2 separate regions of the Homo sapiens genome follow, and region 1 is linked to region 2. A link is an interaction called in ENCODE POLR2A ChIA-PET data of the cell type or tissue named here. Cell type or tissue: CD4-positive, alpha-beta T cell. All regions are shown on one strand. Each heading gives the region's core, and the rest is flanking DNA. Links, peaks and the distances in the headings are about the cores only.

Region 1 (14,585 bases), core at 4,153-12,152, 50 kb before region 2:
GGGCTGGTCCCTCCACATGGGACCCCAAGTCCCAGGGCAGAGAGGGGTAAGGCAGCCCCTCACCTCGTAGGTGTAGTTGGGGCAGGACACCAGCAGGAAGAGCCACGTGAAGGGGTTCTTGGTGGGGTATGGGATCTTCCGCGTCTTGGACCCTGGCAGGCAGGACAGAAGGAGAAAGTCAGACCCCCTCACCCAGCCCAGCTGTCCCCCTGCCCCCAGCAGGCACTCACCAGCGGGCCGCAGGTCCCGCAGGGCCATGTGGATGGAGAAGTTGCCGAGCTGGCAGATCTGTCAGAGAAGCAGGATCAGCCTAGGGCCGCCCAGACTCCCCCGACCCCGTCCCCACACCCAGCCTCCTTACCACAAAGATGGCGAGCGCCAGTTTCACCTGCTGAGCTCCGTAGGCTGAAGAGGAAGCAGGGAGGGGAGCCCATGAGGGGAGGACCCGCTGGGTGGGGACCGTGGGGGAGGGAAGGATGGTCTGAGGCCACTTACTAGGGGGAGTGTAGAGAGGGTGATTGATGTAATAGGCCATCCACGCGGCGAAGCCCCAGTAGTAGGTGCAGTTCTGAAAGGGAGCAGGGCAGGGATGGGACTTGGGCCAGCACCGGACAAGGCAGATGCTGCCCATGTCTCATCCCGAGGGGCCTGGGAGCATGGTGGGAAAGGACAGGAGGGGCCTTGGGGCGGGGCTGGGGAGGATAGGCGGGGCCAAGGGGTGAGGCTAGGGCAGGGCTCTGTGAGGGCGTGGTGGACAGGAGGGGCCTAGGGGTGAAACTGGGGCGGGGCTCTGCAGGGGCGGGGCTGGGGGGATAGGCGGTGCCTAGGGGTGGGACTAGGGTGGATAGGCAGGCCTAGGGGCCCGACGGGGGCGGGGCTGGGGAGGACGGGCGGGGTCTAGAGGCTCTGCGAGGGCGGGGCTGGGGAGGTTAGGCGGGGCCTAGGGGTAGGGCTCTGCTGGGGCGTAGTGGCAGACAGGAAGGGCCTTGGGGTGGGGCTCGGTGGGGGCGGGGCGGGGTGGGGCAGAAAGGCGGGGCTTAGGGGTGAGGCGGGGACGGGCTCTCACCTTGAAGATGTTGCGCAAAGGCATAGTGCCATGGGAGAAGCGGTGCACGAAGAGCGTCTCCAGCAGGCGCTTGATGTAGTGGAATGAGTGACAGATGCAGGCGAGGCTGGTCGGGGGGAGCAGGCTCAGCTGGGGCTGGTCCGGCAGGTCTTCTGCCTTCCCCTACCCTCCTCCCACCTGCCCCACTTACTGCACCACTGTATGCCGACTGGACGTAAAGTCATATTTGTGGCCATAGATGAAGGGCACTCGGAAGTAGAAGAGCAGGTAGATGAAAAGGGGCCCCGCGTACTCTGTTAGGAAGACCTGAGAGTAGAGGGGGGCAAGATGAGTCACCCAACGTGGCTGACGGGAAAAGAGGCCGTGGGTAGGGTCAGGACTCACCGTCACCCAGCTGATCTGGGCCCCCAGGTCCCGGAAGTACAGTGTGGCCGTGGTGCCCACGGGCAGCTTCTGCAGAACATCCTCATCCTTCAGGGACTTGCCCTCTGCAGAGAGGCGGGCCAGGGCTCAGGGGCTACCCGGGCCTTCTCCCACTGCCACCCAGGAGCCCAGGGGGCGGGCCGAGTGGACAGCTGTACTCACTGGGGTCCAGGCGGAGGGACTGGCGGGCGGGGTACCACTGCGGATCTGCGGGGAGAACAGGGCAGTTACAGCCCACAGCCTGGCAGGGCTCAGCCGGTCCGCTGCCCAGCCACTGTGCCAGCTTCTCAGGGTTCCCAGGGTGCAAGGACCCCAGGACTCCACAGCTCCTCCCACCTGGGGGCAAACCCTCAGGCTTGTGCGGTTTCAGGACACAAGCCAGAAGAGCGCGGGCAGAAGCAGGATCTTGTCCTTCCCAGAGCCTAGCAAGGGCGTTCCTGCGGAGTGCCACGTGGAGGCGCCTGCCCCAGTCACGCCCCAGAAGCCTGGGCCACACTGGGGCATCTCTGCAGGCCCCTGGGAGAGGGGTGCAGGATGGGATCCCTCCCACCCTAAGGTCCCTGGTCAAAGGGGTTGCAGGGGCAGTGTGGCCGGGACTAGAACTCACGGGTCTTAGTGAAGAGGTTCTTGATCTCCGCAATGGTGGCGTGGGGCTCCACCTGGGGGAAGCACAGGCGCAGGGACGTCAGCTCTGCGGGGAGCCCAGACTCAGGATGGGGAGGTACTAAAGGGGATGGCAGGCTGGGGGTTGGGCTGTAGCTATGGGAAGGGGGAAGGGCTGGGGTCCAGGCCTCTGCCTGCAGTCAGGGAAGGACCACCGAGGGCCCTGCCAGTGCAGTGACAGCAGGGGTCTGGGGCTCCACTTTTACCCTCAGCCAGCAGGCCCCCAGCCCGGCTAGTGGCGGATTAAGCATGGGAAGGCAAGCCTGCTTCTCTGCCCCTCCTCTCCACTTCTCACCCATGACTCTCCCAGGAGCAAAGGCCCTCTGTCCTCCCCAGGGACAGCGCAAGCCCCTTCCCCCAGGCCCGGCCTCAGCAGGGGCAAGGCTCACTCCTCCACCGCCCTCCCAGGACCAAAATCCCCGCAGGGTCCACTGAGACTCCTGTGCCTCCATTTCCCCGCCACACCCAGGGGACATGGCTATCCACCCTACCCCAAGTGAGGGCATACCCCTCCATAGGGCAGGGGGTGGGGCACAAAGGGCCCCACTGGACAGCTCCTGGGCTATAAGGATTGGGGTCCCGGGCCCAGTGCCCTTGGCCCAGTGCAGCCCACGCCCCAGTCCTACCTTGTCCAAGAAACACAGCTTCTCCCTTGTCTTTGCGTCCAGAATCTCCACCTCGAAGAAGAGAACAGCCTTTTTAGGTTTCTTGGCCACCTTTGGGGGTGTGGGCCTGGGGAGCCCATTGAGGCCAGGGAGGAGGCCTGGGGTGGCCTCCCGGGCCAACAAGCTCAAGTTCAAGTCCATGCCGCCTGCCACCAGCCCTGCCACTCGGCTCTGCCCACGGTGGCCAGCAGCCCCAGCTGCCGGCCGTCAGCCCCCACCACCGACCTCCCCACGGGAAGCAGCCCTGGGCCGGGCAAGCGCGATCAAATTCTGCCGCGGTGCTGGAAAGGAGCCCGTGCCGGCCCTGGCACTGCCGACTTCTGTGCCAGATGTAACCCGAGTGGCAACCACAGCCACAGCCCAGCTAAATATAAAACCACCCCAGACTGCGCCCCCCAGGAGCCATGCCACAGACCTTCTCTGAGGGGGGCTTGGGAGTCTCCCCGGGGAGCCAGGCTGCCCTGAAAGCAGCTTTTGAGTGGTCACCTCAAAACCCTCAACGGCACCAGCACAGGGAAAGCCCCAGGGGCAGGCATGACAACACCTCCCAGCCCCCGCCCTGCACAGAGCCAGTGGCTAGAGGAGAGTGAGAGGCCAGCGGGCCGTGCAGGCCCCAGCCCGCAGCTCAGGCCTAGGGAGTTCACTGGGCTTGGAGAAATCCCAGCTATTTTGAGAATCCGCGAGACAGATCATCCATTTCCCCTTCTGAGCTGTAAGAGACACTTTGGATTATTTTCCTTGTGCATTTGTGTTACCAGGGAGGTGACAGATTCTGGAGTTATGGGTGCAGAGAGCCTCTCTCGAAGTGTGGAAAGGATCGGGGTGTGTGGAAGTTTTAGGCAACCGCCTCCAGCTTGGGCTGATGAGGTCTCCCCAACCTTCCTCCCCACCCACTTCTCACCTTATAGCCACCTGTGGGGCAGGCTTTCCACTGAGTCAGCCCAAACACTGCACCCTCACCCAGGACCTGCGCCCCACTAAAGCCCGGCGCTTCCTGCGTCCAAGAGCCAGGCCTGTGCCAGCCCCTGAGGTAGGAGTCTGGCCCAGCCCTCCCTGAGCCCCCAGGCCAGTGATGAACGATGGGGGTGCAGAGGGGCAGGGCTGGAGGGAGGCAGCCCCCGGGGATCTGACCCACCCTATGCAGGGGTCAGTGCAATCCTATTATACAGGGGTCGTGGCAAGCAGGCAGGCCTGATCCCAAGTCAGCCACCAGCCAGCAATTCTTGGGGGACCCTTCCTACCCACAGAAACCCAGCGGGGGCCCCCAGAGGCTGCCTGAGGAAAAGGAGCAGGACACAATGCTCAGAAACAAACCTCTGGGCTGGGGCCATCCCAGGGCAGGCCCACCCACCCAGAGCCCAGGGAGACCGGGCCACGGCAGCTAGGGCCCATCCTGAAGATGAGGGCACCACGGTCAAGCCAGAGAAGCTGGGTACCCCTCCTGCACATTCCCAACGACAGCGGGAGACAAGGGGGCTTGGTGGCCTGCACTCGGGAACCGTAACCAGCCCTGCCTTGTAGTCCCTGGGGGACCCCAGGCATGTCACCTCTCTCTAGGCCTCAGAAGGGGGCAGGTAGGAAGCAGACTACCTCCCAGGACTGTGACGGTCCCCTGAGACAATGCATGGGGTACACTAGGTGACCCCTGACAGATGGGAGGCACCCCATGGGATAGGAGGCATTGTTGCCCGTGGGTTTGGTTCAGATCCCCACTCCCCTGCTGGCCTGGCAGTCACCACAGCATGGGGGCCTATTTCCCCAGCCATGACACACTCGCCCCCACTTCCTGGACAGGAGGGTGGGAATGGGCCCAGCAGCCAGGAAATCCTGGCCCACGGGGCCTCCTGAGTCCCTGCTGTCAACTCCAGGCACTGCCTGGCCTTGTGGCCTCTAGGGGAAGGTTACTGAACTCCTCCAAGCCACAGCGATAACAAGGCCAAAGAGCTGGCACATGGAGGGGCCAGAAAAAAAGAGCTCGGTCACACCACGCAGGACGTTGGGCCCCACCAAGGGGATATGTAGGATAGGGACAGAGGACACGGGGCGGGATCCACGGGAAAGGGTTAGCACAGCAGGGCCCTGGGCGGGCACGGGGCCTGCCCTGTGGCTGCAGGTATATTAATAGTTCCTGGGCCCCAGGCAGGCAGTGCCCACATGCTTCCAAGCCCGTGTGGCCTGTAGGAAGGCAGCCTAGCGTCCACAGGGAGAGAAGGCCTCCGAGTTCCTGCTGAACCACTCAACAGCTTAAAATACAACCAGCCCCTCTCCCTGTCCAGCCAGCTGCTAGTGGGAGGGGTGAAATCGTACCCTGCTCCCCCCAACCTGGGCACCAAACCAGGGCCCAAGAGGGAGAGTACGGCCATCGGGGTCCCGGCTAGCTGCTGGGAGAGGACGCCGGGCTGCGGCAGGAGGGGGTAGCGAGAGAGGGGCCACGCTCACAGCTGCAGCAGTGGTGCCCAGGCCAGCCTGAGGCCCAAGGAGAGGAGACGCCCAAACCTGCAAGGAGGTAAGCCCGGGCTGCAAGGCAGCACCTAGGGGCCCCTACAGACAAGAAATGCCCAAGGCTAGGGCCACCTGGGCAGGATGAGTCCTCAGTGGGACGGCCGTCCGTCTCCCATTTCCTGCCCCAAATCCCCAGCTCGTCGGCCATCTCCTCCTAGAGAGAGGACTGAAAGGCTCTGGGGGGAGCAGGAGACCTCTCCATACTATTCTTGCAATTCCCTGTGTCTCTATAATTTTTTTTTTTTTTTGAGACAGAGTCTCACTCTGTCGCCCAGGTTGGAGTGCAGCAGTGCGATCTTGACTCACTGCAACCTCCGCCCCCCAGGTTCAAACGATTCTCCTGCCTCAGCCTCCAGAGTAGCTGGGATTACAGGCACACACCACCACATCCAGCTAATTTTTTGTATTTTAGGAGAGATGGGGTTTCACCATGTTGCCCAGGCTGGTCTCGAACTCCTGAGCTCAGGCAATCCACCACCTCGGCCTCCCAAAGTGCTAGGATTATAGGCGTGAGCCACCTGGCCCGGCCTATAATTATTTCTAAGTAAGAAAGTTAAATAAGATATTCCAGGTGGGGTAAAAGAAATAAGTTACGCTAGGAAACAAGCCAGACACAAAGGTCCCATATCTATGCAAAATACCCAGAGCAGACAGACAGAAAAGCAAATTGGAGGGGCCAGGGGCTGGGCGGGGGGAATGGGGAGTGGCTGCTGCTGGGTACCCGGTCTCCTTTCAGAGTGAGGAAAATGTTCTGGGACGAGACAGAGGTGGAGGCTGCACAATGATGCACGTGCACTCAATGCCACTGTTCACTTTTAAATGGTTAGTTTCATGTTACATGAATTTCACCTCAATAAATTATTGTTTAAAGGGGTGAGGGGTAACAAACAGGCCCCACATACCCATCAAAATAAAAACAGTCGGGTGGGAGGAGCAGGAGAGGTTCCCCACCCCTCAGAGGGAGGGCCTAATGTGAGACCTCATCGAGGGCTCCGCGCCCCACACCCCACTGCCACCCCAATCTCTGCTCTGTGCCTGCCACACACACACACGCCTGCCCAGGCCTGAGGCCAACAGGGGGCAGGGGCTCCCAGGGGAAGCCCAGGGCTGCAGAGGGTACAGGCAGCTGCTGAACAGAGCCCCAGGCAGGGGATCCTGAGCACAGACGGGGAGGTGGCAGGCTCTGGCCCCATCTCCAGGAGAAGCGGTGAGGCAGGGAGGACAGACAGGACCTTCTGAGGAAGCCCACGGAGCCACTCGGAGGGGCTGGGAGGGGCTGAGATGCTCTGGGTGGATGAAGGGATACCTGTGGGAGGGGGGCTACTGGTGTCAGCGAGGTCCCAGCACTGGCCACGGGCAAGGGGTGAGACCACATAGCCTCAGGCACGACGGGCAGGGAGAGGGCAGGAACGGGCAGACAGGCAGGCACTCTGGCCTGGGGCACAGGCTGGTGGCTCTGCCGGCCTGTGGCTCTGTGATGACAGTTCCACTAGCCTGAGAGGAATTCTCACCAGGAGGCCCAAGATTCCCGGGGCCCAGCCAACAGCAACTCGTCGCAGCACGAGGTCAGGGCAGAGCCAAGAGCCAGGACACACGGTGCGGCGTGAAGCGCACCCTGCAAGAGGGAGCAGGGGCGAGGTTTGTGCCTCCCAAGCCCAGAGGGGAGTGCCGCAAGCAACAGAGCCCGTCTTCACTGTCTTTGTGGTCATGAAGATATTACTAATGGGGGCAGGAGGAGTGAAAAGGGGGGCTCTCGTTGTCTAAGCACTTGTCACAGCTCCTGGGAACCCGCCCGCCTGGTGGGTGAACAACCCAGAGAAGCAGACCTGCCCATTTCCTGGCTGTGTGGCCCTGGGCAAGTTACCCAACCTCTCTGAACTTCCATCTACTCATGGCAAAGTGGGCTGTCCCCAGCTGCCATCTGACAGGGTTACCGTAATCATCCCCAGTTTAGGATAAATCTTATTAAGGATAAATATAGGCCGGGCGTGGTGGCTCACGCCTGTAATGCCAGCACTTTGGGAGGCCGAGGCGGGCGAATCACGAGGTCAGGAGATCGAGACCATCCTGGCTAACACGGTGAAACCCCATCTCTACTAAAAATACAAAAAATTAGCCGGGTGCGGTGGTGGGTGCCTGTAGTCCCAGCTACTCGGGAGGCTGAGGCAGGAGAATGGCGCGAACCCGGGAGGCAGAGCTTGCAGTGAACCGAGATCGCGCCACTGCACTCCAGCCTGGGCGACAGAGCAAGACTCCATCTCAAAAAAAAAGAATAAATATGATGACCGGGCACGGTGGCTCATGCCTGTAATCCTAGCACTTTGGGAGGCCAAGGTGGGCGGGTTACCTGAGGTCAGGAGTTCAAGACCAGCCTGGACAACATGGCGAAACCCCGTCTCTACCAAAGATACAAAAATTAGCCAGGCGTGGTGGTGCATGCCTGTAATCCCAGCTACTCAGGAGGCTGTGGCAGGAGAATTGCTTGAACCCAGGAGGAGGAGGTTGCAGTGAGCTGATATCGCACCACTGCACTCCAGCCTGGGAGACAGAGCAAGACTCCATCTCAAAATTTAAAAAAAGAATAAATATGATTAGGCGGGGCACTATGGCTCACACCTGTAATCCCAGCACTTTGGGAGGCCGAAGCAGGCAGATCACCTGAGGCCAGGAGTTCGAGACCAGCCTGCCCAACATGGTGAAACCCCGTCTCTAATAAAAATACAAAAATTAGCCAGGCATGGTGGTGTGTGCCTGTAATCCCAGCTACTCAGGAGGTTGAGTCAGGAGAATTGCTTGAACTCAGGACGGTGGAGGTTGCAGTGAGCTGAGTTTATGCCATTGCACTCCAGCCTGGGCGACACAGCAAGACCCTGTCTCAAAATAAATAAATAAATAAATAAATAAATAAATAAATAAATAAGATTAGACCAACACTAGCAGAACAGCCATGCCAGGTGCACAAGGGGGCCAAACCCTGGCAGGATCCACAGGCCCCTTCTCCTGGGACGCTGACCATGCTCTTGAAGGGGCCCATCCACAGGAAGCCAGGGCCAGAGAGCTGGTGCACTGATGCCTCGCCCAGCTGGTCACAGTGAACCCAAACCCTAACAATAGCGAGATACTTTCGGTGCAGAGGCCGAGCTGACCCGTCACCACCGGGATGACTGGCTGCAAGCGGCGGAGGCTGCGACGCTCCCCACTGCCCCCTTGTGGCCGCACAGACTTACTCCCGCCTGCTGGAAGGGCACCCGCAGCAGCCGGCTCAGGAACAGTCCCAAAGCCGATGTCAGGGACGGAGACAGCTCTGGTGCAGAATGGGACCTTAACCCTGGCCCTGCCACCAGCCAAGAGAGCTCAGGGAGCCTGCATTCATTTATCCATTCATTCATTCCTGACTCCCTCCTTCCCATACCCCAGGCACTGTTCCAGTTCCTGGGATATGGCAGTGAAAAAAACCAAGCCAGCCTCTGGGGTTCATGGGACCTGAATTCTAGCCTGTGCGTGCTGGGCAAGCAGGGGGTGGGGGCAGATAGCCATAGCATGTTTTGTCACCAAGAGTTGTGAACAAAACTAGAAGGTTGTGGGGGAGGTCACAATGTGGTTTTTTTTGTTTTTGTTTTTTTTTTGAGAGAGTCTCGCTGTCGCCCAGGCTGGAATGCAGTGGCGCGATCTCGGCTCACTGCAACCTCCAAGAGGATGGCCATTTGAGAGTGGTCAGAGAAGCCCTTTCTGAGAAAGTGGCGTGTGAACAAAGGCCAGTAGACAGTGGGGGAACCAGTGCAGTCCAGGCAGAGGGAACAGTAAGTGCCAAGGCCCTGAGGCTGGACCATACCTAGCGTGGCTGAGCAGGAAGGAGTCCTGTGTGGCCTGAGCAGAGTGAGTCAGGGAGAGAGTGGGAGGAGGTGAGGGCAGAAAGGTGATGTGGCGGTCTGTGCCACGGCTTTGTGGGCCACGGGGAGGACGTTAGCTTTTACTCTGAGTGAAGTGGCAGCCATAGAGGGTTCTTGAGCAGAGGAGGGATGAGACTTGGCTCAGGTTCAAGACTTGGCTTCCCCAGCTTTACCTGCTTGCCACTGCTGGGTGGAACAGACTGGAGGAGTGAGGGCAGAAGCTGGGAGCAAAGAGGGAGCTATAGAGAGGTGAAAAGTGGGCTGGGCGCAGTGGCTCACGCCTGGAATCCCAGCACTTTAGGAGGCTGAGACAGGATGATCACTTAAGCCCAGGAGTTCAAGACCAGCTTGGGCAAAATAGCAAGGCTCTGCCTCCACAAAAAGTATTTATAAAAATTAGCTGTGTCCACGCATGGTGACTCACACCTGTAATCCAAGCACTTTGGGAGGCTGAGGTGGGCAGATCACCTGAGGTCAGGAGTTCGAGACCAGCCTGGCCAACATGGTAAAACCCCGTGTAAAAACACAAAAATTAGCCAAGTGTGGTGGCACACACCTGTAATCCCAGCCACTTGGGAGGCTGAGGCACAAGAATCACTTAAACCCAGGAGATGGAGGTTGTGGTGAGCCAAGATTGCACCACTGCACTCCAGCCTGGGCAATAGAGTGAGGCTCTGTCTAAAAAAAAAAAAAAAAAAAAAAAAAAGAATAAATAAAAATACAAAAAAATTTGCTGGGCATGGCAGTGGGCACCTGTAATCCCAGCTACTCAGGAGGCTGAGGCAGGAGAATCGCTTGAACCCAGGAGGCAGAGGTTGCAGTGAGCCGAGATCACACCACTGCACTCCAGCCTGGGCCACAGAGCAAGACTCCATCTCAAAAAACAAAAATAAAAAATTAGCTGGGTGTGGTGACTCGCACCTATGGTCCTACCTACTCCTCAGGGGCTGTGACAGAAGGATCGCTTAAGCCTAGGAGTTCCAGGCTGCAGTGAGCCATGATTGATTACACTACGGCACCCCTGCCTGGGGGACAAAGCAAGACCCTGTCTCAAAAAAAAAAAAACAAGGCCAGGCGCAGTGGCTCACGCCTGTAATCCCAGCACTCTGGGAGGCGGACGTGGGCAGATCACAAGGTCAAGAGATCAAGACCAGCCAGGCTAACATGGTGAAACCCCATCTCTACTAAAAATACAAAAATTAGCTGGGCATGGTGGCACACGCCTGTAGTCCCAGCTACTCAGGAGGCTGAGGCAAGAGAATCGATTGAACCCAGGAGGCGGAGGTTGCAGTGAGCAGAGGTCAGGCCACTGCACTCCAACCTGGTGACAGAGTGAAACTCCATCTCAAAAAAAAAAAGCACAAGGCAGAGACAAGCAGTGAAATTCTGGACAGATGTGGAGGTGAAGAGTGGGTGTGGCCTGAGAGTGGAGTGGGTGTGGGGATGAGAGGTACAGGGAAGGAGGGAGGAGCAGGCACCACCTGAGCCAAGGCTGGAAGAGCTGAGCCTGCAATTCCTGCTCATCCCCTGGAGGCGCAGCCTGAAGGCCTGGCACACACAGCCATGCACAGAAGGCCTCTGGAGCTTCGGCTTCCCCAGCTTCACAAACAAGCCAAGACTGGTGCTTCCCAGTCCTCTCCCGGCTGTAAACAAGCAGGTTCAATGGCCTTGCTGGCGGCAGAGTCCACACCACAGGACCCAGCAAGGCACCTGCCTGCCCTCTCAGCCCCAGAAGAGGGGCAGACCCGGGCCAGAGCGGGAAGCTTGGATTCTGGGCCGGCCTCATCTCCCATGGCTTATGAACCTGAAACTTCTGTGTGTCCTAGGACGTGACCTGCCTAATGGTGATGAGTGAGAACAGCGACCAACAGTTATTTCACGTTCCCTGCCCGGGGCTGGAACTGCCACAGCTTCCCAGACATCTCTCCTGCAGCAGCCGGAGGGAGCAGGAGCCATTAGCTCCGTTTCACAGATGAAGAGGCCAAGATCTAAGCAGTAAATCCCAGAGCCCAGAAGACCACGCGTGCATGTTGAAAGCCAGGCCATACCCCACCACACATGGGCCTCCAGGGCCCCCTTGCAGAGCTGATGTGGTGCCGCACAGCCCACCTGTTGAGCTCAAAGCTCCGGCAGGCTCTCTCGGACCCCGCAGGGGACTGCACTTCCTGGTAGGAAGCATCTCCCGAGTCTGGGGCACAAGAGGCCTGGCTGGGGGTGCGAGCCCTGGTCAGTGCAACCAGGGCCCCAGGTAAAGACACAAAGGGCCTGACAGGTCCTGCAGCTGGCCAGCCAGGCACTCACCATCCCCGCGCCGGGCACAAGCGCTGCTGCACTCATCGCCTGAGCTCCCTGTCCAGCCAATGCCCAGCATAGAGGTCGGAGGCCTGGCCCGATCATGCCCAGAGCCACGCCGGCCACCTCGCCCCCATCACCTCGCCCCCATCACAAATGCAGAGACTCCGGCACATTCATCTGGACTCCGGCTCAGCGGCTCAGCCCTCTCGGCTCCCTTTCCTTCCCACTTCCAGAAATATCAAGTCAACCTGCTAATGCCAGGATGGCTGAGAAGACCTAGGGCTCAGCTGCCAGGAACCCTGCACAGGCCACACCTGCTCGGCCAGAAATACCACCTTCCCCAGTGGCCTCAGTGTATGACCTCGTTTCTCAGTGGCACCCGGGGGCGGCTGCACCAGCCTCCCCGAGGCGCCACAGTGGAAGCAGAATGTCACCCAGGGTGGGGAGGAAGGGCTGAGAGTGGCTGACCTCCCACTCCCAGGTCCCTGGACCGCTCTGCTCCTGTCTTCTACCTGTGCTGGCAAGACGAGAGGTGCCAGGGTCTCAATGCCAATGTCTCTGGGCTCTCGGATCCGAGGCCAGGGCCAGGTGCAGAGGCAGCGGTAGCCCGGGACCCGGAGAAGCTGGAGCTGCTGTTCCCATCCAGCAGAGCCCCGAGCGAGCAGGTAGCAATCCAGCCTTGGAAGATGGTCATCGGACGCACGAGCTCCTGGCTTGGGCGAGCAGCCACAGCCATTCATAGAGGATGAATATGGCACAAGACAAACACAGTGGGAAGTTGGAGAACCTGGGTCTCAGCCCTGGGCCTGCCCCCCATTCTCAGTGGTACCCACAGCCTACACCCATCCCTGCGGTTGTGCCCTCAGGGCCTCCGAGGAGCACTGGCCCACCCAGAGCGACGCTGATCTCGCCCGTTTCATTCAGACGTGACATCTATCAGATGCTCACCCTGTACCTAGGACTATGCTGAGACTGCCACCCAGGCCTCACCCAGGCCCTATAAGAAAAAGACTGGGCCGGGCGCAGTGGCTCACACCTGTAATCCCAGCACTTTGGGAGGCCGAGGCGGGTGGATCACGAGGTCAGGAGATCAAGACCATCCTGGCTAACACAGTGAAACCCCGTCTCTACTAAAAGTACAAAAAAAGTTAGCCGGGCATGGTGGCGGGTGCCTGTAGTCCCAGCTACTCGGGAGGCTGAGGCAGGAGAATGGCGTGAACCCGGGAGGCGGAGCTTGCAGTGAGCCAGAGATTGCGCCACTGCACTCCAGCCTGGGCGACAGAACGAGACTCCTCTCAAAAAAAAAGAAAAGAAAAGAAAAGAAAAAGACTGTGATGCCTGTTACGTGGCTTGGAAAACTGGGGCTTGGGAACGAGGAAGCCCTCGCCCAAGGTAAGTAGCCTGGAAGTGCCCATGTGAGTGTCCACCCAGCTTGCTCAGGCCCAAAGCTCCTACAATAAAATAATGCCTCCATCCTAGAGAGCAGGGCTATGTGCAACAGAGAAAGGAAAAGGCAGGCCGGGCACGGTGGCTCACGCCTATAATCCCAGCAGTTTGGGAGGCCAGACTGGGAGGATTGCTTGAGCCCGGGAGGTCAAGGCTGCAGTGACCTATCATTGCACCACTGCACTCCAGCCTGGGGGACAGAAGACACGCTATCTCAAAAAAAAAAAAAAAGAAAAAAGAAAGAAAGAAAGAAAGAAAAGAAAAAGGCCAGGCGCGGTGGCTCATGCCTGTAATCTCAGCACTTTGGGAGGCCAAGGTAGATGGACTGCTTGAGCCCAGGAGGTCAAGGCTGAGTTATGACTGCACCACTGACTGCACTCCAGCCTGGGCGACAGAGCGAGACTCCATCTCAAAAAAAAAAAAAGAGAGAAAGAGAGAGAGAGAGAGAGAGAGAGAGGGAGGGAGGGAGAGAGAGAGGGAGGGAGGGAGGGGGAGAGAGAGAGAGAGAAAGGAAAGAAAAAGAGGAAGAAAGGAAGAAATAAAGAAATAAGGGTAAAACCAAACAAAAGAAAAACAAAAACAAAAAAACAAAAAACCCACCACCCTGGATGCGATCCTCCAGCAGACACCAAGAACTGAGCCTCTCTGCCTGGCCTGAGGACCCAGCCCGCTGGCCTCTGCCCCACAGCCTCACACAGCCAGGCTGTACCAGAGCAAAAGGTCTATCAGCAACTCATACCACAGCGGGGCCCAGGCAGGGTTTACAGCTGTGGCAATGCCTCCTGCATGTTTTCCTGTCACTAGCTAAGACAGCCAATGGGCCTAGAAAAGCAGGGGCGCGTCCTCAATGCTGACTGAGAGGCACTGCCACAGGGGGCGGTGTCAGACCTGCCTTGCCTGTCTGCTTCTCCAACTAGTAAATGGGTGTGCCTGCAAGACCATCTAACACAGGGACTGCTTAGGAATTAGGGAATTCCTGCAGCCTGTGCAACATGTCAAAACTCCTTCTCTACACAAAATATAATAATTGGCCAGGTGCAGTGGCTCACGCCTGTAATCCCAGTACTCTGGGAGGCCGAGGTGGGTGGATCACCTGAGGTCAGGAGTTCGAGAGTAGCCTGGCCAACATGATGAAACCCTATCTCTACTAAAAATACAAAAAAATTAGCTGGGTGTGGTGGTGGGTGCCTGTAATCCCAGCTACTCAGGAGCCTGAGGCAGGAGAATCGTTATGAACCTGGGAGGTGGAGGTTGCAGTGAGCCGAGATCGCACCACTGCACTCCAGCCTGGGTGACAAAGCAAGACTCCATATCAAAAAAAGAAAAAAAAATAGTGTCTTTGCAGATATAATTAAGGATCTTAAGATGACATTATCCTGAATTTAAGGTGGACTTAATAAGAGAAAGGAGTGTCCTCATAAGTAAAAGGAGCGGCCGGGTGTGGTAGTTCATGCCTGTAATCCCAGTACTCTGGGAGGCCAAGGTGGGCAGATCATCTGAGGTCAGGAGTTCGACACCAGCCTGGCTAACATGGTGAAACCCTGTCTCTACAAAAATTAGCTGGGCATAGTGGTACGGGCCTGTAGTCCCAGCTACGGGGGAGGCTGAGACAGGAGAATCGCATGAACCCAGGAG
Region 2 (14,585 bases), core at 2,941-10,940:
GAAACCCCGTCTCTATTAAAACAAAAAGCCAGGCGTGGTGCACGTACCTGTAGTCCCATTTACTCAGGAGGCTGAGGCAGGAGAATCACTTGAACATGGGAGGCAGAGGTTGCAGTGAGCAAAGATCCCACCACTGCACTCCAGCCTGGGTGACAGAGCGAGGCTGTGTCTCACAAAAAAGTGTCAAGCTAAGAGTTGCTTTCCCTTCCCACTGAAACAGTTGAAGCGCTGAAAACAGGCTAGGGGCAGCCCTGCCAGTCCAGGAGAACTTTCTGCAATGACTAGAACGTTCTATATACCGTTTACTTAAACATCTTACAAATTCAATAAAATTAGAATCAGTTCCTCAGTCCTGCCACACTTCAGTTGCTTAGCAGCCACACATGTATGTGGCCAGTGGCAACTGTTGGACAAGTCAAGTCTAGAGGGCTTTTCCCTAAAGACATTGCAGGGGTGACTTTGAAGAGCAGCCACATTAAGCCAGGAGACGCCAGCCCAATCAGGAGGTGACCCTGGAATATCAAGAGCTAAGAGATGTTTACCAAAGTATCCCACACGCCAAGGTCACATTTATTGCGGAACTGACCTGACCTCATTGGTGACACAAATCCCAGGGCTGCCATCCCCACCCCCAAGTCTCCATTATACACCAAGTCCCTGTGAACTTCATACTGAAGTGTCACAAACATAAAGGTGCACGAAGCCTTGAGGTATATACAATTCTGGGAACTTCACAAAAAACACGGCCAAGCAACCTACCAGGTAGCAGTGTGAGGAGTGGGACGGTGGGATTTTGAGGGGAAAATCTTGGTGGTAAAAGGGCCCAAAGACCTTTCACACATGCATTTTTTTGCTCAAAGGCCACTACTTGGCTTGTCTATCTTGGCCGGATATCTGGTGCACCCACATGCAAACTTTTCCCAAAGTCTTGGGCTTGTTTTTTTTTTTTTTTTTTTTCAGACAGAGTCTCGCTCTATCCAAGCTGGAGCGCGGTGGTGCAATCTCGGCTCACTGCGATCTCCACCTTCCAGGTTCAAGCAATTCTCAGCCTTCCAAGTAGCTGAGATTACAGGCGTGCGCCACCACGCCAGGCTAATTTTTGTATTCTTAGTATAGAGATGGGGTTTCACCATGTTGGCCAGGCTGGCCTCAAACTCCTGACCTCAAGTGATCGGCGCCCCCTCGGCCTCACAAAGTGCTGGGATTACAGGTGTGAGCCACCGCACTCAGGATTTTTTTTTTAATTTCTTTTTTTGAAGACAGGATTTCACTCTGTTGTCCAGGCTGGAGTGCAGTGGTAGGATCATAGCTCACTGCAGCCTCAAACTCCTGGGCTCAAGCAATCCTCCCGCCTCTCAACCTCTTGAGTAGCTAGGACCACAGGCACTCCACACCACAACCAGCCAATTTGTCTAATTTTTGTAGAGATGATTTGTTGATATGTTAACTTTTTTGCGGGGAGGGGGATGGAGTCTTGCTCTGTTGCCTAGGCTGGAGTGCAGTGGTGCAATCTTGGCTCACTACAACCTCCACTTCCCGGGTTCAAGTGATTCTCCTGTCTCAGCCTCCTGAGTAGCTGGGACTACAGGCACATGACATCACGCCCAGCTAATTTTTGTATTTTTACTAGAGATGGGGTTTCATCATGTTGGTCGGGATGGTCTTGATCTCTTGACCTCGTGATGTGCCTGCTTTGGCCTCCCAAAGTGCTGGGATTACAGGCGTGAGCCACTTCTACCTTCCTTTTTTTTTTTTTTTTTTTTTAATTTTTTTTCCTGAGACGGAATCTTGCTCTTTTGCCCATGCTGGAGTGCAGTGGCGCAATCTCGGCTCACTGCAACCTCTGCCTCCTGGGTTCAAGCGATTCTCCTGCCTCAGCCTCCCGAGTAACTGGGATTACAGGCGTGTGCTACCATGCCTGGTTAATTTTTTATTTTTAGTAGAGACTGGGTTTCACCATGTTGGCCAGGCTGGTCTTGAACTCCTGACCTCAAGTGATCCACCTGCCTCGGCCTCCCAAAGTGCTGGGATGACAGGCGTGAACCTGCGCTGGCCGATATCTTGATATCTTGATATGTTGCTCTGGCCCCAAGCGATTCTCCCACCTTGGCCTCCCAAAGCTCTGGGATTATAGGCTCAGCCTTGGGCTTTCTTTAATGGATTTATTTCACTTTTCCATGCTGCATCTCTGATCAGGTCTCAGAGCTCCTTCCATGACAGGACGTGTGCAACTGACTCATTCTTTGACCCACCTGCATTACAATACCAGCAGTGTTTTTTTTTTATAATCATAGAACAGCACTCAATAGGTCCATTTGGCCTATGGTGAAAAGCCGAGTCCTCCCATCCTTCCCCTGGCCCTGAAGTTCCCCATCCTACTGCACCACTATAGACACTGGCATTGGCATCACAGATTTTTTTTTTTTTTTTTCCTTTTCTCATTTTTGAGACAGAGTCTCGGTCTGTCGCCAAGGCTGGAGTGCAGTGGTGCAATCTCGGCTCACTGCAACCTCTGCCTCCCAGGCTCAAACGACCCTCCTGGCTCAGCTTCCCTAGTAGCTGGGATTACAGGCGCGTACCACCACGCCCGGCTAATTTTTGTATTTTTAGTGGAGACAGGATTTCATCATGTTGGCCCAGGCTAGTCTCAAACTCCTGACCTCAAGTGATCCGCCCACCTCAGCCTCCCAAAGTGCTGGGATGACAGGCGTGAGTCACTGCACCCGGCCTTTTTTTCCTTTTTTAAAAAAACCATTTTTGTGCTTCCTCCAAGAGATGAGTCTGTGCTTACATAAGCATAAACACAATTTCTAAATTTTCAGTTTTATTTTTTGACTGTGTAATCACAATACAACACTGGAAAGGATACAGAGAGTGAAAGTCCTCCCTCCCACCCTACCATCCGATTCCACACCCCCGAACTGGATACGAATGTTCCCCGTCTCTCCTGCGCCTTTCCTGAGATGCTGCGGGGAATACATTTTTCTTTTTTTACACAAGGAGTACATACTGTACACTCCGCTTTTTTTTTTTTTTTTTCTCACACAAGATGCTGTGAACATAAAGAGCTTCCTCATTCCTGTGCTATTCCCCACCTTTATTCTGGCAGGTCCACCCAGCTGGGTGTGAAGATCTAAATTAGTGTTTGGCGACCCCTGACTCCTCTCACATCGTTCTTGCTTCCGGATTTGAGTCCCAGTTTGATTGCTTGCTTTTGTTTTTTTTCTTTTCTTTTCTTTTCTTTTCTTTCTTTTTTTTTTTTTTTTTTTTGACACGGAGTCTTGCCCTGTCACCCAGGCTGGAGTACAATGATGCAATCTCAGCTCACTGCAACCTCCGCCTCCCAAGTTCAAACAATTATCCTGCCTCAGCCTTCCGAGTAGTTGGGATTACAGGCACCCGCCACCACACCCAGCTAATTTTTGTATTTTTAGTAGAGATGGGGTTTCACCGTGTTGGTCAGGCTGGTCTCGAACTCCTGACCTCAGGTGATCCACCCTCCTAAAACGTTAGCTGAGCATTAGCCAGGTGTGGTGGCTCATGCTTGTAATCCCAGCTCTTTGGGAGGCCGAGGCGGATGGATCACTTGAGGTCAAGAGTTCAAGACCAGCCTGGCCAACGTGGTGAAACTCTGTCTCTACTAAAAATACAAAGCTGGGCGTGGTGGCAGGTGCCTGTAATCCCAGCTACTCAGGAGGCTGAGGCAGGAGAATCGCTTGAAACTGGGAGGTAGAGGCTGCAGTAAGCCCAGATCCCACCACTGCACACCAGCCTGGGTGACAGAGCAAGACTCTGTCTCGAAAAAAAAAAACAGAAGAAACGGGAAACAGAAGTGCAGCTCTCATAGAGATGCTGTGACATCTGGGTGAGTTAGTGCATTTAGGAAACAAAAGAACATAGCGATGAAGAACCCAGCTTCTGGGGTAGGGGGGTGCCAAGTCCAAGTTCTGCTCACCACATTTCCTCAAACAAATGACAAAACCTTTCAGAGCCTCAGTTTCTTCCCATGTATAACAGGACTAATCAAACATCGCAGCCCCTCCTTTCTCACTCTTCTGGAGCTAGAACTCAGACAGCTAATCCCTGAGAAGCGCTTTATCCAGGCCAGGAATAGAGCAAGTGTGAATAACATTAGCAAATATATCTAAAGCACTTGGCAGAAAACCTGCCCCAGGCCAGGCGGAGCAGGTCATGCCTGTAATCCCAGCACTATGGGAGACCACCATGGGTGGATCATTTGAGGTCAGGAGTTCGAGACCAGCCTGGCCAATGTGGTGAAACCCCATCTCTACTAAAAACTGAAACATTATATCTAAAAGTCAAGCTGGGCCGGGCACAGTGGCTCATGCCTGTAATCCCAGCACTTTGGGAGGCCAAGGCGGATGGCTCACCTGAGGTCAGGAGTTTCAGACCAGCCTGGCCAGCACAGTGAAACCCCGTCTCTACTAAAATTACAAAAATTCGCTGGGCATGGTGGCAGGCACCTGTAACCCCAGCTACTCCAGTGGCTGAGGCAGGAGAATTGCTTGAACCCAGGAGACAGAGGTTGCAGTGAGCTGAGATTGCCCCACTGCACTCCAGCCTTGGTGACAGAGTGAAACTCTGTCTCAAAAAAAAAAAAAAAGGAAAGAATAAAGGAAATCTCAATGCACCAAACTTCCACTAAATACTAAAAATGGGCCAGGCGCAGTGGCTCACGCCTGTAATCCCAGCACTTTGGGAGGCCGAGGTGGGTGGATCACCTGAGGTCAGCAGTTCGAGACCAGCCTGGACAACATGTTGAAACCCTGTCTCTACTAAAAATACAAAAATTAGCCAGGCGTGGTGGCAGGTGCCTGTAATCCCAATTACTCTGGAGGGTGAAGCAGGAGAATCGCTTGGACCTAGAAGGTGGAGGTTGCACTGAGCCAAGATTGTGCCACTGCACTCCAGCCTCGGTGACAGAGCAACACTCTGTCAAAAAAAAAGAAAGAAAGAAAGAAAGAAAAAAAAAACACCTAAAAATGGCACAACACAAACAAGAAGCATCTATCTATATTCTCTATTAAAATCTAGGCCTTGGCTGGGTACGGTGGCTTGCGCCTGTAATCCTAGAACTTTGGAAGGCTCAGCTGGGTGGATCACCTGAGGTCGAAATCTCGCCACTGCACTCCAGCCTGGGCGACAGAGTAAGACACTGTCTCAAAAAAAAAAAACAAAAAAACTAGGCCTTAAAGAGCATGCACTCATCTTCTCTCCCACAGACCTGAGAGCACTTTCTTTCTTTTTTTTTTTTTTTTTGAGAAGGAGTCTCACTCTGTCACCTAGGATGGAGTGCAGTGGCGCAATCTTGGCTCACTGCAACCTCTGCCCCCGAGGTTCAAGCGATTCTCCTGCCTCAGCCTCCTGGGTAGCTGGGATTACAGGTGCATGCTGCCACGCCCAGCTAATTTTTTATATTTTAGTAGAGACAGGGTTTCACCATGTTACCCAGGCTGGTCTCGAACTCTTGAGCTCAGGCAATCCACCCGCCTCAGCCTCACAAAGTGCTAGGATTACAGGCGTGAGCCACCCCTCCTGGCTGAAAGTACTTTCATAGTCTGTTGACATCACACTTGCCCAAGGGGAAGCAGAGGCTGATTTCTCAAACTCCCTGATTATTAGTTGAGACACCTTCCCTCTTTGTCAGTGGGGCAGGAGAGACAACGGCAGGAGAATACTAAAAAATGTCCCCCGCTTTGTGGCAACTGTGAGTTCCCTTGAGGTCACCAACTACATCCTAATAATCTGTATCACCAGTTGCCAGAGTGATGCTTGCCCCGGAACTGACCCTTTGAGTGTTTGTTAAGTGAGTAATTAAGTGACAAAGTAATTCAGACAAGAGGACCTGCAACATTTTTCCTACGATAGTTCATGTCATGGTATGTGCAGAGGAAGGATAACCCAGCCCTCGGGTCAGCTAGTAGTCCCCACCACCCTTGCCAGGGACCCCACCCCCATACCCCAATTCCTTCAGCTTTCCCACCAGGGAGAAGCAGATATTCAGTCCGGGAGAGCCCCTCTTTCCTGAGGGACCTGTTTCTTTTTTTCTTTTTCTTTTCTTTTTGTTTTTTTTTTTTTTTTTGAGACCGATACTTGCTCTGTCATCCAGGCTGGGGTGCAGTGGCATGATCTCAGCTCACTGCAACACCTACCTCCCAGATTCAAGCAATTCTCATGCCTCAGCCTCTTGAGTAGCTGCGACTACCGGCACCCACCATCACGCCCAGCTAATTTTTGTAATTTTAGTAGCAACGTGGTTTCACCATGTTGGCCAGGCTGGTCTCGAACTCCCGACCTCAGGTGATCTGCCTTACCTCGGCCTCCCAAAGTGCTGGGATTACAGGCGTGAGCCACCGCGCCTGGCATGGGGGACCTGTTTCTACTTCACAATCTGTAGACTAGTCTATGGGCACAGTTCCTGAGGGACACCTCAGTGCTAGGCTCAGGAGATGCGCCAAGCAGAAAACTTGGCCATCTGGCATAGGGGAGGGAGGATGGAGCTCGTGAAACTCACAGTCTCCTAGGAAACACACCTGTGGGTTTCCGTTTCCTAGGGCTGCCACAACAAACTGGGTGGCTTCAAACGACAAGTAATTTGTTGTTGGTGGTGGTGGTGTTGAGACAGAGTCTCACTCTGTCGCCCAGGCTGGAGTGCAGTGGCGCGATCTCAGCTCACTGCAGCACCCGCCTGCCAGGTTCAAGTGATTCTCCTGCTTCAGCCTCCCAAGTAGCTGGGATTACAGGCACACATCACCACGCCCAGCTAATATTTTGTATTTTTAGTAGGGATAGGGTTTCACCATATTAGCCAGGCTGGTGTCGAACTCCTGACCTCAGGTGATCTGCCCGCCTCGGCCTCCCAAAGTGCTGGGATGACAGGCATGAGCCACTGCACCCAGCTTGCTTGTTTGTTTTGAGACAGGATCTCACTCTGTTGCCCAGGCTGGAGTGCAATGGCACAATCAGGGCTTACTGTAGCCTCGATCTCTTGGGCTCAAGCGATCCTCCTATCTCAGCCTCCCAAGTAGCTGAGACCACAGGCATGCACCATCATGCCAGCGTAATTTTTAAATTTTTTGTAGAGACAGGGTCTCACTGTGTTGCCCAAGCTGGCCTCAAACTCCTGGGCTCAAGCAATTCTCCTGCGTTGGCTTCCCAAAGTGCTGGGATTACAAGCATGAGCCCCTGTACCTGGCATTAACAAGTGAGGACGGCTTTCTCCTGGCTTCTGGTGGTTTCAGCAATCCTTAGCCTCCTTGGGCTTGTAGCTGCATCGCTCCAATCTCTGCCGCTGCCGTCCCGTGGCCCTCCCCTCTGTGTGTCTTTGTGTCTTCTCCTTTTCCATCTCTTATAAGGACACCCATCATTGGATTTCGGGGCCAGCCACCCTAATCCAGGATGATCTCATCTCGAGATCCTCCACTGAATTACATCTTTGAAGACACTTACTCCAAGTCAAGTCACATTCACAGTTCTGGAATGTGGACATATATTTTAGGGTGGGGCATCATTCAACTCATTAAACTGACCGAGCCACTTCCCATAGCCCGCAGCGTGGAGGGGAAGACGCCTGGCAGGCCCTGGACACACAGGCCAAGGGACAGGAGCTTGTTAGGGCGCAGGGAGGGGCTCCTGGAGCCAAGGCCCGGGGAAGAGGCCCCTAGGCTGGAGATCTGGGAACCACTCCCCCACAGGGCCATCCACACACACACACACACACACACACAGGCCTGGTGTGACTGGAATCGAGAGAACAGGAGAGAGCAGGGCAGGGCGTGTCTAGGAATGAGACAGGCCAGGCCCTGCATTCCTGAGTTGGAAGAGAAATTGAGAGTTAGGAGGGACAAGGCCTGATTTGCTTTTACCAGGAAGACAGAGCTGGGACCTGGGTTGTTTGCCTTCATGGGGCCCCAACGTTCCCCAGGAATATTATGCTGGACATCAATGTAGCCAGGCGTGACACCTGAAAATAAAAAACACTTTGGCTCACAGGGGCAGGTTCTTTGGGGGCTCATGGCCTCCTGGGGGGAGGTCCTCCGTAGAGAAAGGAGGTGACCTGATTTGGGTGCTCACGGGCGCCCCCTGGCCTCTGTGCGGAGAACTGACCGTAGGGGTAAGGGCAGAGCGGGTGGACCAGGACCGAAGCCATTCACCGCACCACCAGGCAGGAGGTGATGGGGCTGGCTGGACCGGGAGAGGTCGGAGCAGGTGGGGCGAAAGTAGCCCAGGATTTTTTTTTTTTTTTTTTTTTTTTTGTCTTGAGACAGAGTCTCGCTCTGTCGCCCAGGCTGGAGTGCAGCGGCGCAATATCGGCTTGCTGCAACCTCGGTCTCGGGGGTTCACGTGATTCTCCTGCCTCAGTCTCCCGAGTATCTGGGAGTACAGGCATGTCCCACCACGCCCAGCTAATTTTTGTATTTTTAAGAGAGGTGGGGTTTCACTATGTTGGCCATGCTGGTCTCAATCTCCTGACCTCAGGCGATCCACCCACCTTGGCCTCCCAAAGTGCTGGGATTACAGGCATGAGCCACCGCACCTGGCTGATTTTTTTTTTTTTTTGGCTTTGTTTTGTTTTGTTTATTAGAGACAGGGTCTCATTCTATTGCCCAGCCTGGAGTGAAATGGTGCGATCATAGCTCACTGCAGCCTCGACCTCCTGGACTCAAGTCATCCTCTTACCTCAGCCTCCCAAGTAGCTGGGACCACAGGCACGCACCACCACACCCACCCAAGAATACATCTTGGGGCCGGGCACGGTGGCTCACACCTATAATTGCAGCACTTTGGGGGGCTGAGGAGGGCGGATCACTTGAGGTGAGGCGTTTAAGACCAGCCTGGCCAATACGATAAAACATCATCTCTACTAAAAATACAAAAATCACCCAACCAATCAGAGAGCTCACTAAAATGCTAATTAGGCAAAAACAGGAGGTAAAGAAATAGCCAATCATCTATCACCTGAGAGCACAGCGGGAGGGACAATGATCGGGATATAAATCCAGGCATTCAAGCCAGCAATGGCTACCCCCTTTGGGTCCCCTCCCTTTGAATGGGAGCTTTGTTTTCTCTCTATTAAATCTTGCAACTGCAAAAAAAAAAAAAGAAAAAAAAATCAGCGGGGCCTGGTGGTATGCACCCGTAATCCCAGCTACTTGGGAGGCTGAGGCTGAGAATCATTTGAAACTGGGAGGCCAAGTTTGCGGTGAGCTGAGATCGTGCCACTGCACTCCACTCCAGCCTGAGCGACATAGCCAGACTTTGTCTTTAAATATATGTATGTATGTATGTATGTATGTATGTATGTATGTATGTATGTATATCTTGGGCCAGAGATGAGATAGGTGGCTCCCTCCTGTAATCTCAGCTACTTGGGAGGAGGCTGAAGCAGGAGGTTGAGCCCAGGACTTCAAAATCAGCCTGGGCAACATGGCAAAACCCCATCTCTATGAAAAATACCAAAATTAGCTGGGTGTGGTAGGACACCCACTCGAGCCTAGGAGGTCAAGGCTACGGTGAGCTATGATGGCACCACTGCACTTCAGCCCGGATGACAGAGCGTGACCCTGTCTCAAAAAAAAAAAAAGAGAGAGAAGAAAAGAAAATATTGTGCCTATAAGAAAAGCTTTTTAAAAATATCTGATGTGTCTGTGAGTTTCACTGTCATTGCTTGCCCATTGGGATTTAAAAAAAGGAAAAGAACAGAAAAGAAAGTAGTGCTGATAGGACGTGCTGCTGACAGAGCTGGACTATGAGAGAAAGGTAGGAGTCGGCTGGGGCAGTGGCTTATGCCTGTAATCCCAGCACTTTGGGAGGCCAAGGCAGGAGGATCATTTGAGCTCAGTAGTTTGAAACCAGCCTTGGCAACATGGTAAAATCCCATCTCTACAAAAAATTAAAAATTAGCTGAGTGTAGTGGCCCGTACCTGTGGTCCCAGGTACTTGAGGGGCTGAGGTAGGAGGATTGCTTGAGCCCAGGATGTTGAGGTTGCAGGGAGTCATGATTTTGCCAGTGTATTCCAGCCTGAGTAACAAAGCAAGACTCTGTCAAGAAAGAAAAGAAGAGGAGAGGAGAGGGAAAAGAAAGGAAGGAAGAGGGAAAGGGAGGAAGGGAGGGAGGGAGGGGAAGGAAGAAGGAAAGGAAGTAAGAAAAAAAGGAAAGGAGAAGAGAAGAGAAGGAAGGAAGGAACGAAGGAAGGAAGGAAGGAGAGAAAGAGAGAAAAAAAGGAAGGAGAGAGAGGAAGGAAGGTAGGTAGTATTTAAGTCTTATTCCAAGGTTTGGGGCCTGATCAACTGAAAGAATTGCTATCACCATGCAGGGGAAGACAGGGTAAATGGCACATTTGGGGTGTCAATCAAGACCTCAATTCCAGATGGGTTCAGTTTGAGATGCCCTGAGATGTCCTTATAGAGAAAGCAAGACAGAGAAATACCTCAGGAGTTCAGGGAGAAGGGCTGGTGTGGTGTTTATCATCACCACTGTTGCCATTTGTTTCTCTTTGCTTCTGCAAAGACCCCTCTAGAAAACAGTGTGACCTGCAGAGCTGCTGGGTGTCACTTCCTAAAACCCAGCAGTCAAAGGCAGGTGTCAGGCCGGGCGCAGTGGTTCACGCCTGTAATCCCAGCACTTTGGGAGACTGAGGCAGGTGGATCACCTGAGGTCAGGGGTTCAAGACCCACATGGCAAAACCCTGTCTTTACTAAAAATACAAAAATTAGTCAGGCATGGTTTTGGGTGCCTGTAATCCCATCTACTCAGGAGCCTGAGGCGGGAGAATTGCTTGAACCTCCGGGAGGCAGAGGTTGCAGTGAGCCAAGATTGCGCCACTGCATTCCAGCCTGGGAGACAGAGCAAGACTTCTGTCTCAATTAAAAACAAACAAACAAACCAAAAAGGCAGGTGACAGTGCTGGGGCTGTAACCTGAGGCCACAGGACTCAGCCCTGCCTCCAGGATCACCTGGCTGGGGCTATGTCCCTTGGTGCTGTCCCTCCTGTCCCCCACATCTCAGTCCGCCCTGTCCCCAAAGTTGAAGAAAGTAGAACTCACTCCCTTGAGGGACGTCTCATGTCCTGGGGTTGGAGCTAAGATTCCACATCGATGAGTTACTGTGCATCTTTCAGCTCATGTCTCCCCTCTCTGAGCCTCAGTCTCCTCCTCTGTAGAGTGGGGGTGCTATCAGTCCCATCCCCAGGAGCTCAACATGATCCAGTGAAATTAGACATGAAAAGCGACCAGCACAGAGCCTGACACACAGCGAGGATCCAATACAGGTTTCTATTTCTATGGTGTGTCCATTATGACATATTGCGTCTATCTATGATTGTGCCCTCAGCACATTTTAGTAATGGCAGCTGGTATGCAGTAAGTGCTTACTATCTGCCTGGCACCATCGGGGCATTTGACATGGAATAGCCCATTTAATCCTAACATGCTGATAACCACCTAAGGAGGTGTGTACTATTATTTATTTTATTTTGTTTTTTTTGGAGACGGAGTCCCGCTCTGTCTCCCAGGCTGGAGTGCAGTGGGATGTTCTCAGCTCACTGCAACCTCCGCCTCCGGAATCAAGCTAACTGCGACCTCTGCCTCCCGAGAATCAAGTGACTCTCCTGCCTCAGCTTCCAGAATAGCTGGCATTACAGGTGCACGCCACCATGCCCAGCGAATTTATATATATATATATTATATATATATTTTTAGACGGAGTCTTGCTCTGTCACCTAGGCTGGAGTGCAGTGGCAGGCTCTCGCCTCACTGCAAGCTCCACCTCCCGGGTTCACGCCATTCTCCTGTCTCAGACTCCTAAGCTGGGACTACAGGCGCCTGCTACCACACCCGGCTAATTTTTTTATGTTTGGTAGAGACAGGGTTTCACCATGTTGGCCAGGATGGTCTCGATCTCCTGACCTCGTGATCCACCCGCCTCGGCCTCCCAAAGTGCTGGGATTATAGGTGTGAGCCACCACGCCTGGCCTGTATTTTTACTAGAGACAGAGTTTTGCCATGTTGGCCAGGCCGGTCCCAAAGTCCTGACCTCAGGTGATCCACTCACCTTGGCCTCCCAAAGTACTGGGATTGCAGGCATGAGCCGCCACACTCGGCCTTTTTTTTTGAGATGAGGTCTCACTTTGTCACCCAGGCTGTAGTGCAGTGGAGTAATCTCGGTTCACTGCAACCTCCACCTCCCAGGTTCAAGCGATTCTTGCGCCTCCTGAGTAGCTGGGATTACAGGTGCACACCACCATACCCGGCTGATTTTTGGCATTTTTAGTGGAGACAGGGTTTCTCCATGTTGGTCAGGCTGGTCTTGAACTCCTGGCCTCAAGTGATCCACCTGTCTCGGCCTCCCAAAGTGGTAGAATTACAGGTGTGAGCCACCACGCCCGGCTGGTGTGTATTATTATTATCTCCATTTTACAAATGAGGAGACCGAGGCACAGAAGAGGATGGGCTTCACACAAGGTCACAGAGCTGCTGAACAGCACAGGTTATGGAGAAAAAGAAGACCATTCTACCCCACAACCTCAGGTGGACTACGGATGGAATAAAGACTCAGGAAAAGTAACACCATAGAATGGGCCGGGCACAGTGGCTCATGCCTATAATCCCAGCACTTTGGGAGGCCAAGGTGGGCAGATCATGAGGTCAGGAGTTCGAAACCAGCCTGGCCAATATGGTGAAACCCTGTCTGTACTAAAAATACAAAAATATTAGCCAGGCGTGGTGGCATAGCCTGTAATCCCAGCTACTCGGGAGGCTGGGGCAGGAGAATTGCTTGAGCTCAGGAGGCAGAGGTTGCCGTGAGCCGTGATCACGCCACTGCACTCCAGCCTGGGCGACAGAGCAAGATTCTGTCTCAAAATAAATAAATAAATAAATAAATAAAATAACAAAACCAAAAAACGTAGAATGAAGAAATGAAAATGGGGCCAGGCGCAGTGACTCACGCCTGTAATCCCAGCACTTTGGGAGGCCAAAGTGGGCAGATCACGAGGTCAGGAGATCAAGACCATCCTGGCTAACACGGTGAAGCCCCGTCTCTACTAAAAATACAAAAAATTAGCCATACATGGTGGCGGGCGCCTCTAGTCCCAGCTACTCGGGAGGCTGAGGCAGGAGAATGGCATGAACCTGGGAGGCAGAGCTTGCAGTGAGCCAAGATCGTGCCACTGCACTCCAGCCTGGGAGACAGAGCGAGACTCCGTCTCAAAAAAAAAAAAAAAAAAGGAAACTGTGGAAGAGTCAGGTGCGGTGGCTCACTCATGCCTGCAATCCCAGCACTCTGGGAGGCCAAAGCGTGCGGATTACTTGAGGCCAGGAGTTCAAAACCAGTCTGGACAACATGGTGAAACCCGGTCTTCACTAAAAAATACAAAAAATTAGCTAGGCATGGTGACACATGCCTCTAATCCCAGCTACTCGGGAGGCTGAGGCGTGAGAATCGCTTGAGCCTGCGAGGTGGAGGTTGCAGTGAGTTGAGATCACATCACTGCACTCCAGCATGGGTGACAGAGTGAGACTCTGTTTCAAAAAAAAAATAAAGAAAATGTGGAAGTATAAGTTTGCCATATAGGGATGAAAAGGCCTTCTTTTGTTTTGTTTTGGGAGATAGGGTCTTGCTCAGTCACCCAGGCTAGAATGCAGTGGTGTGATCATAGCTTACTGTAGGCTTGAACTCCTGGGCTCAAGTGATCCTCCCACCTCAGCCTCCTGAGTAGCTGGGACTATAGTCCAGTGCCTCCTTTTCTGGCTAATTTTTATTATTTTTTGTAGAGACAGGGTCTCATTATGTTACCCAGGCTGGTCTTGAACTCCTGGTGTCAAGCAATCCACCTGCCTCAGCCTCCCAAAGTGCTGGGATTACAGGCATGAGCTAGTGTGCCCAGCCAAGCATTCTTAATATAACTTCACAGTGAGTTCTATTATATCAAAATTAAGAATTTCCCTCCAATGAAGGATATCATGGGTGAAGCAAATTTTCCCCTGACAGAGTGGGAGGACAAATATACAATGTGTAAAACTGCACCTAGGTCATCAGGAGAGTTACATGGTTTAATAAATAGGAAGTTCTTGGAATGATGCCTGGCACATAGGAAGCTGTAGCTCATAGCTCACTGTAGCCTCGACTCCTGGGCTCAAGTGATCCTCCTGCCTCAGCCTCCCGAGTAGCTGGGACTACAGGCACACAGCACCACACCCATTTTTGTAGAGATGGAGGTCTTGCTATGTTGCCTCGGCTAGTCTCGAACTCCTGCCCTCAAGGGATCCTTTCAGCCTCAGCCTCCAAGTCACTGGGATTAGAGGCTGCAGCCACTGCACTCAGCAAAACAATGATGTTCTAACGCACACAACCTTCCCTTCTGCATGTGTTAGCTGGCATTCAAGGATGGAATTTTTTTCTTTTTTCTGTTTTTTCTTTTTCTTTTTTTTTTTTTTTTTTTGAGACGGAGTCTCGTTCTGTTGCCCAGGCTGGAGGGCAGTGGCGCAATCTCGGCTCACTGCCAGCTCCGCCTCCCGGGTTCACACCATTCTCCTGCCTCAGCCTCCTGAGTAGCTGGGACTAC

What was found. Peaks named below come from ENCODE experiments on the same cell type or tissue, not always from the same donor. Only the 100,000 strongest peaks of a DNase experiment are listed, where the experiment ranks them.
Region 1: POLR2A ChIA-PET joins it to region 2 with 10 read pairs; 23 of 35 experiments call an interaction of 5 or more read pairs at or near these places.

The regions. Positions count from the first base shown.
Region 1 is chr19:14,550,769-14,565,353 of GRCh38, reverse strand. It overlaps TECR (trans-2,3-enoyl-CoA reductase), which reads right to left. Exons shown (of 13, transcript NM_138501.6): 2 at 2,779-2,829; 3 at 2,097-2,148; 4 at 1,652-1,696; 5 at 1,451-1,554; 6 at 1,257-1,372; 7 at 1,067-1,172; 8 at 496-568; 9 at 362-405; 10 at 231-288; 11 at 64-152. It also overlaps a transcript of DNAJB1 not described here. Among named protein-coding and RNA genes, the nearest start is that of NDUFB7, 14 kb to the left of the region's middle. RefSeq lists enhancers at 1-87, 1,704-2,511, 7,958-8,838, 8,839-9,720, 13,174-13,673 and silencers at 665-814, 8,493-8,592. In CD4-positive, alpha-beta T cell, for the core only: CTCF peaks have their summits at 8,340 and 8,539 (motif pointing left); DNase peaks (open chromatin) are centred at 8,523 and 9,253; H3K4me3 peaks cover 616 bases.
Region 2 is chr19:14,499,122-14,513,706 of GRCh38, reverse strand. No RefSeq gene overlaps it. Among named protein-coding and RNA genes, the nearest start is that of GIPC1, 10 kb to the right of the region's middle. In CD4-positive, alpha-beta T cell, for the core only: a CTCF peak has its summit at 8,085; DNase peaks (open chromatin) are centred at 5,133, 5,706, 6,566 and 8,096; H3K4me3 peaks cover 590 bases; H3K27ac peaks cover 2,235 bases.